2 separate regions of the Mus musculus genome follow, and region 1 is linked to region 2. Evidence: chromatin contacts called from ENCODE Hi-C data. All regions are on one chromosome and are shown on one strand. Each heading gives the region's core, a stretch centred on a gene start or an enhancer-like site at or near the end of the contact. The rest is flanking DNA. Distances are from core to core; before and after follow the strand shown. Region 1 holds the start of Spaca6 (sperm acrosome associated 6). Region 2 holds the start of Chd1 (chromodomain helicase DNA binding protein 1).

Evidence for each region. Hi-C counts contacts between places; a loop is a spot of excess contacts on that map.
Region 1: a map of heart shows a loop between it and region 2 (4-fold over the local background). The contact joins the promoter of Spaca6 here to the promoter of Chd1 in region 2. A Hi-C loop is called at or near these places in 2 of 37 maps with a recorded cell type or tissue (T-helper 17 cell and heart).

What each region holds. Positions count from the first base shown.
Region 1 is chr17:17,825,967-17,832,670 of GRCm38, forward strand. It overlaps Spaca6 (sperm acrosome associated 6), which reads left to right and starts at 5,009. Exons shown (of 9, transcript NM_001162909.1): 1 at 5,009-5,296; 2 at 6,093-6,173. The coding sequence starts at 5,038. It overlaps Mir99b (microRNA 99b), which reads left to right and starts at 4,222; the gene lies at 4,222-4,291. Mirlet7e (microRNA let7e) reads left to right here and starts at 4,386; the gene lies at 4,386-4,478. Mir125a (microRNA 125a) reads left to right here and starts at 4,846; the gene lies at 4,846-4,913.
Region 2 is chr17:15,701,311-15,707,336 of GRCm38, forward strand. It overlaps Chd1 (chromodomain helicase DNA binding protein 1), which reads left to right and starts at 3,657. Exons shown (of 36, transcript NM_007690.3): 1 at 3,657-4,002; 2 at 5,630-5,829. The coding sequence starts at 5,777. 5830433I10Rik (a long non-coding RNA gene) reads right to left here and starts at 4,067. Exons shown (of 2, transcript XR_001782213.2): 1 at 3,004-4,067; 2 at 1-1,458.

The DNA of each region.
Region 1 (6,704 bases), core at 3,759-6,258, 2.1 Mb after region 2:
CAACTCCTCCTCTTTTCTCAAAAGGCTCTTAGGCACATAGTTAGCTTCAAGCAACTTCATTCTGAGCTTGGCCTTGAACACGTTCGGGACTGCCCGCCCACTCACCCTAGTCTGGGTTGAGCTTCCGGTCTCTTGGTCCCTAATCACAGTGGACCTCTTTGTTATCCTCTGCTATCACCTTAGATCCTGCCTTTGGGCTTTTGCCTAAACTGTGCCCTTGGATAGGACCTCCCTTACTGCTTGCTACCTTCAACAACTGGATCTAACTTTTTTTTTTTTTTTAAGGTCGCACCAGCAACCACGCCTTCTTGGCGGATCGTCTGCAGACTGCTGTAGGGTGGGTTTCTATCTGCCGTTCCACCCATCCCCTCTCTTCTTGGTCTTTGGTCTCGACACCCCCACCCCCGCACCTCAGGCACCCTCCACCACCCCGGACAGTCTGCGGCTGGGTCTGATTCCTCCATCAGACCGTGAGCTCCGTGTGCAAGGGCAGATATGGGGGTCTGATTCACCTTTGAGTTCCAGTGCAGAGGAGGGGAGGAACACTGCGCAGGAGGGGGGGGGGGCGGCGACGCGGCGAAAGGGGTGGGTGGAAATGCAGCCCCTGGTTGGAGAAGGTGCAGAGTGGGAGAAGAGAGGGAGAACACACCCATCCAGAAAGGGAGAAAAACGGAAAGAAAATGCAAGAACCTTCGCTAGCAAAATGGTTGAAGATGCAGACAGTGAAAGGCTGAAAGGGCAGATAGAAGGAAAACCAGAAAAAAGAATGACATAGGGGTGGCAGACAAGAGGGAGGAGGCTTAGAGTCTGGAAGGGGGGAGAGATGAAGGGAATCGAAGGGTAGAAAGCTACTGAGACTGAACGGACACTATCGGAGGAGGAGGAGGGAAGGAGGGAGTCTGCCTCCACTGCCTCCCGGCCTCTCTTTTGTCCCTTCCCTTCTCCCTGCGTCATGTTCCCCTAGCCCGGCCTCCCCTCCCGCTCCCTCCTCCACCCTGCTCCTCCTCCCTAGGGCTGGATGGAATTTTTTCCCCTGGACTCGGGCCAGCTTCGGGGCAGGGGGGTGGGAGGAAGCCAGGCCGGACTGGGCTGGGCGGTGGGGAGGGGCCGGGCAGGGGCCCCCTGGGGAGGGGGCCGGTCCGAGGCCACGCTGCCCGCGGGGTCTAGGGCGGGGGAGCCCGGGCGCTCAGTGCCGGGAGGAGGCACCGGCCGGAGGCAGCGGGCGACCGGGGGCGGAGGATGGCGGGGCTGGCGGGAGGAAGAAGAGGGGCCGCGGGCGGCTGAGGAGGGAGAGGATGGAGAAGCTGGGGCTGGGGCTGGAGGAGGACACTGGGTCTCAGCGACGCTGGAGCTGCGGAGCGGTGAGTCTGCGGAACCGGAGGGGGATGGGACCTGGGCCGGACTCCAGGGTCCCCAAGGGAGGAGGCAGCTAGCCTGGGCCTGGAATTCTGGCTTCTGGCTTGGATAGCGAAGTGGTGGTGGTGGTTGTGGTGGCGTGTGTGTGTGTGTGTGTGTGTGTGTGTGTGTGTGTGTGTGTGTGTGTGAGGGGGGTGGTGGTGGTGGTGGTTGGGAGGGAGGGTGGAGAGCTGGGAACCCAGACTTCTGAATCTTTGTTGGAAGGAGCTAGAGACTAGATTCTAGGGTCCCCGGGTTTCAGAAGCTAGAAGGATCTCTTAGATTCTAGAGGGAGGCTGCAGGATCCCAAAGTGTAAGGGACCAGATGCTAGAGACCGCAGGGGAGGTGGAAGAAAACTGTCTGGCTTTGGAGGTGCCTCCAGCGCCCTAAGGGTTAACGTCTGGCTGGAAGGGAGGGGGAGGGGCAGAGATGGGGCTGCGGGGCTTTGCGGGGTCAAGGGTGAGCCGTGTGAGTGGGAGGGTGCCAGGAGGGGGAGGTTGTCTGGGCTGCCAGACAGACCCGGGTCAGCGCCTGGGGCAGGGGCTGTCTGGTAGTAGAGAGGCCCAGCGTCCAGGTTGCTCTGAGGACCGGGGATTCCGGGTCTCAGCTTCCTCTTCCCTCAGGGTCTATCTTCCAAGCCGTTGCCCAGATTCCACAAGCCAAAGCCCTGGTTGCGGTCTGCCCAGGACCCAGGTGTCTGGGTCACCCATTTCCTTCTTGCCTCTGACTAAGGAGTCCACTCTCCAGCCATCACCTCCTGCACATAAGCATAGGCCAACCCCAATCCCCTCCTCCTTCAGAACCCAAGAGTCAGGGCCCCAGACATTTTTCTTCTTCTCTGCCTGGACTGGGGCATAGGTGGGGGGCTCCTTCCTGAGAACCAGGTTTCCCCCACCCCTTTTAGCCCCAGCTGGAGTCCAGCCCTCCAGGGGTTAAGGGGGCGGGACCAGTTGGTTGCTATGGTGCCAGACTGTTTGGGTCTGCTCTCTGACCCTTGGGGGCTCCCTAGGGTCTGCAAAGAGGGGGAGGGGACCCATGCCCAGGGAGAAGTCGAGCGCCTACCCCTTCCTCAAAGCAAGCCTGTGAACCCAAGGGAGATGCACCCAAGCCTGGGGCAGTGACCTTGAACCAGTTCGGAACCTTCTCTGTGAGCCTCAGTTGGCCCTCTGAAGAGAAACTTGCAGGGTGTGTGGAGAGATGTTCAGGGCTGGAGAATCTTAAAGATTCTCCCTTCCCTGCTTTCCCTCACCGCCCCCCCCCCCTCAGGCCCCAGGCAGCCCCGGGGCATGCTGGGAACCCAGGCCTGGGCTCTGAGCCAGGTTGGTTGGGGGGGGGTGGGGGGGCTCCTCCCTTCCCCTTCCTCCCCACCTTGGCCTGACTCTCGCCCCCGCCTGAGGGTCTGGGAGGTTGGGAAGGAGGGAAAGGAGGACTTGAGCTCAGGCCGAAGACTGGTCTCAGGTCCCCCGCCTCCTCTTTTGCTTCTCCGCCCTCTTCCCGCCTCTCCTCCCCCTCCTCAGCAGGTCGCTACCCCGGCCCAGGGCCCCTTCTCAACCCACCCCCACTCCATCCCCACTCCACCCCCATTTCCAGACCTGGCTCCGAGCAGCAAGGGGGAGGGAGAGAGAGAAGAGAGAGAGGGAAGGAGAAAGGGAGAAGAATGGGGGGAGGGGATGGAGAAGAGGGAAGGAGAAAAGAGAGAGAGAAAGGGAGAGACCCCGGGAGGAGACTGGAAGATGGGAGGAGGGTAGAAGCTAGACTAAATAAAAAAGCAGGGAGGAGAAAAAGAGAGGGAGATAGGAATCCAGAGAAAAAGAGAGACAAAGCCAGGGAAGGAAATGAAAGAAGATTGTGAAAAAGAGGAAGAGACTTGAGAAGTAGATATAGAAGATAGGAGGTGAGGAAGAGAGGTGAATGTAAAGAGGGTCAGCTAGAACAGAGACAGCGGGAGGAGCAGGCATTCAGATATGGGCGAAGAGGAAAACCTCATCAGGGATGATACAAACAGAGAAAGAAAGGGAGAATAAGAAAAGAGCAAGGTAAGAAAAAATGGGTGGAGAGAAAGAAACAAGAAGACGGACATGGAACCTGGGAGCCCCAGAAGACCAGTTCTGTGCTCAGAGCCTCAGGGTGGGTGCAGGTCCTAGGGCTCCTCCCACCTGCCGACAACTGACTTTGGTCTAGTGGCTTCCCCTCTGGGGGCTCCTGTGTGCTGGGAGCGACCTCATTTCTGAGTTGGGAGGTGTTGAGGAGACAGGGTCCTGGTTGGTGTCATTATTCCTTGACCATAGCTATCACCCCAAAGGTTGAGAATGGTTTTGGAAAAGATAGGATTATTCCATGAGACCCATGAGGACTTCTGATACTCAGAAGGCCTTTAACTCAGGCCTGGGATATGAAACCTTTAGGGGTTACAGAAGGGGCTCAGATTGCCAAGACAAACGGGGATACATCCTTTCTGCAGTGCAGAAGTCAGGTCTCTAACCAGATTGTCTTCTCTAAGGGATGTGCCTGGTTGGACCCTGAGTCTGCCGGGGAGGGCTATGGGGTGGAGGAGAACTGTGAGGGTTAGGGACTGAGTCCCTGGGTCTGGACTGAGGAGAATTGAGTGCAAGGCGGCAGGGTCTGCTTCCCTGGATCTGTGGGAGGGAGGGCTGTGACCACTACCCCTTAGTCTAAGGGAGGAAGCTTTGGGACTGAGGGAGGAGGGCTGAGGTCTGGATCTCTGGCCTTGAAAGAGGGGGGCTGGGGCTTAGATTTTGGGGCTGGGACTGAATTCCTGGGTTCCTTGGGGAGGAGGGGGCCGGGGGCCCGGACTCCTGGGTCCTGGCACCCACCCGTAGAACCGACCTTGCGGGGCCTTCGCCGCACACAAGCTCGTGTCTGTGGGTCCGTGTCGGGGGCTCACCATCGCGGCTGGGACCTCCCCGGCCCTCCCCACCCTCCCTACTTCTGGTCTCCCATCAATCCATCTGTCAATCTGCCCACCTGCCGCGCCCCCCGGGCTGAGGTAGGAGGTTGTATAGTTGAGGAAGACACCCGAGGAGATCACTATACGGCCTCCTAGCTTTCCCCAGGCTGCGCCCTGCACTGGAAGGGGCCGGCGGGGACCCCAGGTCCACACCATTGCCCAAGAGTTCTTGATAGGAGCTGGGGTGTCTTCTCTGTTCACATTCTATCCTATCCCTTTTCTTTGCAGTCTCTATGCCATCTTGAGATTTTCGAATTTTCTGTCTCTGTCTCTTATGCCAATGTCTCTAGGGTTCTAGAAGCTTCTGTTTCTCTAGTGCTGTGAATGTATCTCTGTGACACTGGGTTTCTGAGCTTTTTGAGGCATCTCCTGGTTCCTTTCTATCTTCTGGGGCTTAGGGTATCTGTTTCTGTCTCGCTTCCCCGTTCCCACCTCTGGGGAAAAGGGTTTTTCTGGTCCACCATAGCTACACTGCCGGCCTCTGGGTCCCTGAGACCCTTTAACCTGTGAGGACGTCCAGGGTCACAGGTGAGGTTCTTGGGAGCCTGGCGCCTGGCCCAGCCACAAATTTAGGGATTTCAGGTGACCCCTGGCAACCTTCCTCTAGCTGGAGCCTGATGCTTGACCATCATTTGAAACTCAATCTCTGATCACAGGCTCCCCCTCCCCCACAATGACCTCACAAAGGTCACTATCTTCTCCTCAGACCCGGAGACCCTCTGTTATGGGTCTTATTTCCTTAGTAGGGAGCATTGTCCTGTTGTTCCTGCTGATCTTCAGGGCATCCACGTGGGCCTGTCTCTTCTGCTTCACTACCTATGAGGAACGCCTCCGTGTCTGCCAGCTGTTTGTGGGCAGAGAGGAAACCAAGATAAACCTGTGCAGAAATGAGCTTGAAGGGGCTTTTGAAGATCTCAAAGACATGAAAATCAGTGAGGAGCCCCTCCTTCCTGAACCAGGGCCCTGGGGAGGGGAAGGAGATTCCTTGAGCTACTCCAAGAAGAAAAGCCAAGTACAGGATCATGACATAGACACAGAGAAGAGAGACAGGTGGAAACAATGGAAGGAAACAGGTCCAGAGTGGGGTGGAGACAGACAAAACAGTGCCTCAGAGAGAGTCTAAAGACAGTAAGGGAAAGAGATGGAAAAGTAGAAGCATTGCTCAGAGAGAGGATATGGATTGGGAACACAGATGAGTGGGGAGATTAGAGACCTGGAGAGAGGGACAGAGAGCTAGGAATCAATCCAGAGAGATGAGAGACACACAGAGAGTAAGGTACATAGAGATAAGACAGGAACAGAGTCCCAAAGTGAGGGACATAGGTATAGATACAGAGAGTAGTTTCAGGAAGAATAGAGAGACAGTGATCTAGAGATAGGTGGGACAGAGACCAATGGGGTTGGAGTAAAGATGTAGATGAGGAAGCAGATCCAGGGTACCAGGTAACAGGCCTAGAGAGAGAGAGATTAGATGGATGGAGAGATACCAAGATTGAAGGTTTAGGTTAGGGTTAGGGAAACACACACACACACACACACACACACACACACACACACAGAGAGAGAGAGAGAGAGAGAGAGAGAGAGCTCTAGGTGGGGCACATAGAACAATAGACTGGGGCTATAGAATCTGGGATGATCACAGGGCTTGGAGATATTCAGCCATGAGTGGGACATAGAGAACACCATGGAACCAGGTTTGTGCCATGGTGTCTCATCTACCTTCAGACTATGATGAGAGGAGCTACCTGCATGATGAATTTACACAGATGACAGTTTCTCTTCAGGAGAAGGCTGCTAGACGACGGGGTGAGTGTTTTATGGGCATAAGTGGTGGGGAAAGTCATCTTGAGGAAGTGACCCTGGGAACCTGTCTGAGTTAGGTTATTTGTTGAGGAAACTCCAGAGATGAGGGGAGTCAAAGATGGCAAGGAACTGAGGGAAGTAAATAAGTCACAGGGAGTCTGAAGCTTTTGTGGGGTCAAGTACATGTGACCTATCTGGGATTCTCACTGTCAGGACTCTGAAGCCTGGATGTGTTCCTGCCTCTCAACCTGGGTTCCAACTACTCACCTGTAAGATAGTAAATTTCTTAGGCTCTCAGATTGAGTCATTCTTGTCATCTCTGAAGGTGGGACATTCTCATCTCCTAGGGTGAGACATTCTCTTTATCTCCCAGAGAGGTCGGAGCTCATTGGGAAGGAATGGTTCTTTTTTGAGATAGGTGTTATAGAAGATATGATCCCTTCAAACAAAACACACACACACACACACACACACACACACACACACACACACACATTGCTCATGGCTAGTGAAGATAGGAAGAGTGGAGCTAGC
Region 2 (6,026 bases), core at 2,407-4,906:
CAAGTTGTTCTCTGACCTCCACATACATGTGAATTATAGCATGTACCTGCACATGTATGTATACACACACAGTCAATGTAAAAAAACACACACAAGAAACTAATTTCATCAGTCAAAATTCCCAAATATGATATTCAAGATGTCTGAATATGGGAATTGTGAGATGGATATCAGAAGGAACTAGGAAATCCTTCCAAACACTGCATACGTTGGAAATCACGCATGGTGGGAGAGGTGGTGCACAGAGCCAGACTTCTGTCCTGGGAGAATGTTTTGCCTAACACTGGAACAGCGACTGTTACAAAATTATGATTAGCAAAGTAGAAAATGCGTCACATTTACTATGACTTAAAATTTCACAAGCCTACCTATCAAAGAACTTTGTAAATTTACACATGATATTTGGAAATCTCCTCCAGTTTGGCAAGGCACTGGGGTTGATGTCACAGGCTAAAACTGAAGATACCCTAACCTAAGCCAAAGTGCATATAACACATGAGTCATACAGAGTACAATAACTCAGTAACACTGGGTACTTGAGTTTGTTTTGTCTACCCTATGTTCACGTTTGACTGGGGATTTATGGGTAAGCACTGTGTCTTTTTGTTGTTGTTGTTGTTGTTGTTTGTTTTGTTTTGTTTTTTTGTTTGTTTGTTTGTTTTCGAGACAGGGTTTCTCTGTGTAGCCCTGGCTGTCCTGGAACTCACTCTGTAGACCAGGCTGGCCTCGAACTCAGAAATCCGCCTGCCTCTGCCTCCCGAGTGCTGGGATTAAAGGCGTGTGCCACCACACCAGGCTCAGCACTGTGTCTTATAGGGCATTTCTTTACCCCAGAAAAAGTTGTTCCTACAGAATATATGTCAATGCCTTATGGCTATAAAATAAAAAAAAGACTAACAGGAGCAATCTTAAGTCAGACTGTCTCTATATAAATATTAAGTAGGAGAAAGAATATATTTATCCCTATACTGGGATTCACAAAATTAAAGGAGAAAGAGCTACCATTTTCTATCTGGAACATATTTTACCATTCTGGAAGTGTTTCTCAGTATATCAGTTTAAGAATACCACGTGTGTGTGTGTGTGGGTGGGGGTGGTGGTGGTGGTGGTGTTTGTTTTCATATCACTATGATCAGGTCTCCAAGAAAATCAACTTATAGGAAAAAGATTTATTTTGGCTAATTGTTTTGGGGCCAGAGCTGAGATTACTCTTCCAAAGCACGGCCCCAAGTGATTCACTTCTTCTTCCACCGAGGCTCTACCTTCCACACTTCCATAGCATCAATCAAAATCTGAAGCCAGGCAAGGAGGAGCTGGAGGCCTAATCCTTTCATTTTCTCTGGAAAGGACCTCACTGACACATCCAGTTGTTCATTTTACACATCTCCTATATATTTCTCAATCCTATCAAGCTGACGACGAAGATTGGCCATCACAGACATCCACTGGCAGTCACTGCTAGTAGAATGTTTCAAGAGTTAAGGATTCACAAAGTAATGTGTTAGATTCTGTAAATGTCATACTCTCCCAAAGGTCTGTGAAGTGTTCCAGATGGAAATTGTACAGCAGCAAAATGAAATTCCCTCATAGTTGATGCTAACTTTCTAGATTTTCTGCTATTTACATGTTTATAATCACCCCTAGGCTGTTGTTTGATATACTAAGAAGAGATGTGAATGAGCCAGAGGAACGATTCAGTGAGGAAAGATACCAGCCAAGTCTTAAGATCTGAGTTCCAGCACTTGGATTTACATGGTGGCAGGGGAGAATCAAGCCCTGCAAGCTGGTTTCACTGCCTCACGTGGGCTGTGGCACACCCACAAACACTAACAAGAAACAAAACTTAATTTGAAAAATTGAAACAGAGTTTAGTCACTCAGCTGACAAGTATTTTTTTTTCGTTACTTTTAAGACTTGAACAGGACAGGGAACACCAGGACCCTGGAAACTCTGTCTAGAGAAACAAACAAATAACCCACAAACCTATGCTGAGAAACCTTGTCTCAAATGGAAAAGGAAAAAAAAAAAAAAAGACTTGAACATGCAAGATTGTTGCAATTTTTTATACATTGTATTTCTCTATATTCTCCAGTCTTTCTTCCTCCAGTGTTTCTAAGAGTTTACAGAGTACTGAAGTATATTATGATCTTATTCAAAACATAAAGCTCCAAGTTTAAATTTTCTTCCTTTCTTTTCTTTTCTTTTCTTTTCTTTTCTTTTCTTTTTTTCCTTTCCTTTCCTTTCCTTTCTCTTTCTTTCTTTCTTTCTTTCTTTCTTTCTTTCTTTCTTTCTTTCTTTCTTTCTTTCTTTTTTAGGTTTTTCGAGACAGGGTTTCTCTGTGTAGCCCTGGCTGTACTGGAACTCACTTTGTAGACCAGGCTGGCCTCGAACTCAGAAATCAGCCTGCCTCTGCCTCCCAAGTGCTTGGATCAAAGGTGTGCGCCACCACCGCCGGGCAAAGTTTAAATTTTCATTAGAAATTTCCCAAATAGCTTAAGAATCATTTGGAGATATTATGGCAGCCAAACTCATTTGACTTCGAAGGAGAGGTCTCTACAGAAAATGCAACTTCAAAAAGTAAGTTGAAAACTTTAAAAAGTTAGACCCACAAGGTGGGTACACCAGCAATTCCTTTACTACCACTCCGGAGGCTGAGGCAGGGAGATGGAGAAGTGGAAGACCAGCCTGGCTTTGTATACTGTCTTTAAAGAATCTTTTATTTGCAGGCCAGGTAATGAAATCAGAAAGAATTTTGATTTAAAAACAAGTAAGCAAACAAAGTTCCAAATCCTTGCAAAAACAGTCAGCCTTGTGGTGATGGCACACGCCTGCCTGTAATGCCTAAACTTCGAAGGATCACCCTGAGGCCACCCTGGGCTACATAATAAAACGCTCTTTCAAAACCAAAAAGCATAATAAAAACAAAATTGAAAACCGTACATAGATTGCTACATCACCACGCTTGAAGAGATTCTGCTTCGACATACTGAGGCCTGCGGATACAGTAATGACAGTAACTGTCAACTAAGCTGCAGCACCTTAGATCCAGTTACCAACGCCCCTCCAGTTCCGATTCCGCACGGCACCCTTCCACCCGCATTCCAGGGAGCGATCTAGGCAGGCACAGTTGTAAAAGTTCTTTTATGAACCAGGCATGGGCCACCCACACACGAATCAAGGAGCGTCCTGGGAGGTCAGCAGCTCGAACTCTATTTTCTCTCTTTCACTAAAGCCCCGCCCGGGAGGAGACTTAGTCGCTGGTCGCCCAGGCAAAGATCGCAGCGGGAGGCGACTAGGTTGCCCAATAGTTCTCTAGCTGCCCGGGTGACGCAGCAGCTCCGACCGGACTCCGGACACCCGGCGCGCGCGGCCGGCCCCCACCGCAGGCAGTCCTGGGCCCCCGCTCTGGATCCCTGCGCATCCGTGCCGTGACCAGAGCGCCCATCCCCGGGAGCCCCACGAACGCCAGGGGTAGCGCCGGTTACGAGTGCGAAGGCCGAGCCTGGGCTGGACTCGGTGGCTTTCCCCGAGGGGCGTGCACCACCTCGGCGCCCCGCCCCGCCCCGCCCCGCCCCCGCGCGTCGGCGGAAAGGCCGGGCGTGCGCGCCGCCGCCGCGCGCCGGGAAGGGGAGTGAACCGAGGCGGTGACGTCGCTCGGGAGGCGGAGGCGACAGCGACCTCGGCGGCGCCGCGCGGCGGAGACGGTTGCGCTCGATCGCGGTCTTGGCGTCATGGCGGCTGCCGGCGGCCGATAAGCGGCGGGGCGGGAGCGCGGACGGAGGAGGCGCCCTCGGTACTTCCCGCTCGGCCCGGGCGCCCGGAGATGAACTGATCGTCGGACCCGCTCCCCAGCTCCGCGCGTCTCCGCCCGCTGCCTCCCCTCCCCCTCTGCCGTCCGCGGCGCGGGTCCCGCGGCCTGGGCATCCAGGATCGCGGGCCCCCGCGCGGGGCATCCTCCGCCCGAGGCGCCGGCCCGCGCCACCCTTCGCCCTGTGCCCGCCGGTAAGGACGGGTCGGCGAGGCCGGGGAGGCCGGGAGCGGGCGAGGCCCGCGAGGCCCGGCGCGGCGCCGGGGGCGTGGGAGAGCGGCCCGGCGCATCCTCAGCGGCCTGGCGGCGCTGCCCGGCGCGCGGAGGGGACCAGCACGTGGGAGCGCGGGGCGGGTGGGGGGGAGGGGGCGGTGGCCGGGCGAGCCCGGGAGGGCGCGCGGCGGGGCTGCGGGAGCGGGAGGCGGGAAGGAGGCCGCGGCGCCCGGCTGCGGGGAGAAGGTGCAGCGGCCCCGCGCGGCGCCGCCCGGCAAACTTAGCCGGGAGCCCGGCAACTGCCAGGCGGGGAAGGAGGCTGCAGAGGGAGCCCTGGCCACTTCGGGGGCTCTTATTGTTGAGACGCGGGAGCGTCCGGAGTCCGGGCGCTCGGAGGAGAACTTAGGGCCGGACGGAGAAAGGAGGCGAGGCTGGAAAGGAAGTCCAGCGGACGGGGAAAGCCATCTTGAGGGGCGAGAGGAAGGTGAAAGGGAAAGCGCCTAGGCGAGTGAACTTTCTCAGCGCAGACTTTGCGGAGAGGAGGTGGAGGACTTCGGCCGGTTTCACCGGGGCTGGAATTAATAGTTAACGTTAGGAATTACTGTTGAGTGCTGTGGATCTTAGGTGACCTGTTCTCCCAGAGGTATGGAGACTGAGCTCTGCAGGTTGGAAATCCTGATCCAGGTGCAGAGTCGGCCCCCCGGGCGGAGGTGGCAGCAGCCTGTTTGGCCCCTCTGTTCTTTGGAGTGGAAATAATCAGTTAAGTCTCTGCTGGAGTCGGAGGACAACTCTGTTGCGTCCCGAGTGTGTCTTGGTGGTACTTTCTGGCTGGGGAAGGATCTGACGTCTCCTTCCCCCGCTTCTTCCTCTCCCTCCCCTGCCAGAGATCTCCTTTGTTTATTCGTGGTTGGCTTGTAGGTGACTCTAGTGCTCTGGCGGAAATCTTGAGAGGTGGAAATATTGTCTTGCTCCCCACCCCCGTCCCCGTCGTTTGCCTTGAAAATAAGATACAGTGTGTATTCTTTGTATTGCCTTTTTATGTTTTTTTTCAAGGCGTCTTAAGTACCTTACTGGGTATATAATTTTTTTTTCCACTCTACCATTGGTTTACCTGGTAAAAACTGTCTGTTTTGACGTTTGTAGTTTTGCTAAGATCATGATAACCTTTTATTACTCTCTTTTCCGAATGAACATTTAAAAACTTTCCTTAGCTGGATATGAAGTTCTTAGTAATAGGAGTTAGTGCTTCAGTAAACATAACCCTTACCCTCTCGTCGTTTGTTTGTCGAAGTTACCGAGTAGCATTTTCTCCTCTTTGGGAGTATGTATATGTTACTTTGTTTTAGGAATCTATATAAATAGTGCTACACAGTAGTAATTAGTCTGGAAAGTTTGTTGCTCTTCTGTCAAAACAGCACTAGCAGTGGCAGGCTAAGTCCTAGCAAGCAAGAATGCACTTAATAGATGCCTAGTTCTTGTACGTGAAAGGCGTCTGGGCCTTCGAGCCACCTCTAGTCTGATGGCCTAGGTCCATTTCTGGGAGTTCTAAGTCGGGCTTACATCTTTTCCTACAGCACATATTCTTAACTGCTAATCTATTTCCCGCAGGTGACACAGAGAGAGCCCCAGGAAACCCGTGAATGTTGAAGAAAATTCATCTTTGAAATTTTGATATTCGAGGAAATCTGCATTCATACTCATCTTTTATTAATCTGAGGGGATTTTTGTTTTATTTAAAACTTCTTGATATTTACAATGAATGGACACAGTGATGAAGAAAGTGTTAGAAATGGCAGCGGAGAATCAAGGTAAGCAAGTTCTTTAAACCAGCTGGTTACCTGAGACCTGAAACTGAGTGTTTTTATCAAATTGTCTTAGCTTGGCAAAAGTTAAAATGACTCTAATAGCAGTTTTGTTAACATTGCATATTATGTGTGTGTGTGTGTGTGTGTGTGTGTGTAAAGATAGCAAGATAGCAGGGACTATAGAAGGCTTTGATCTATTT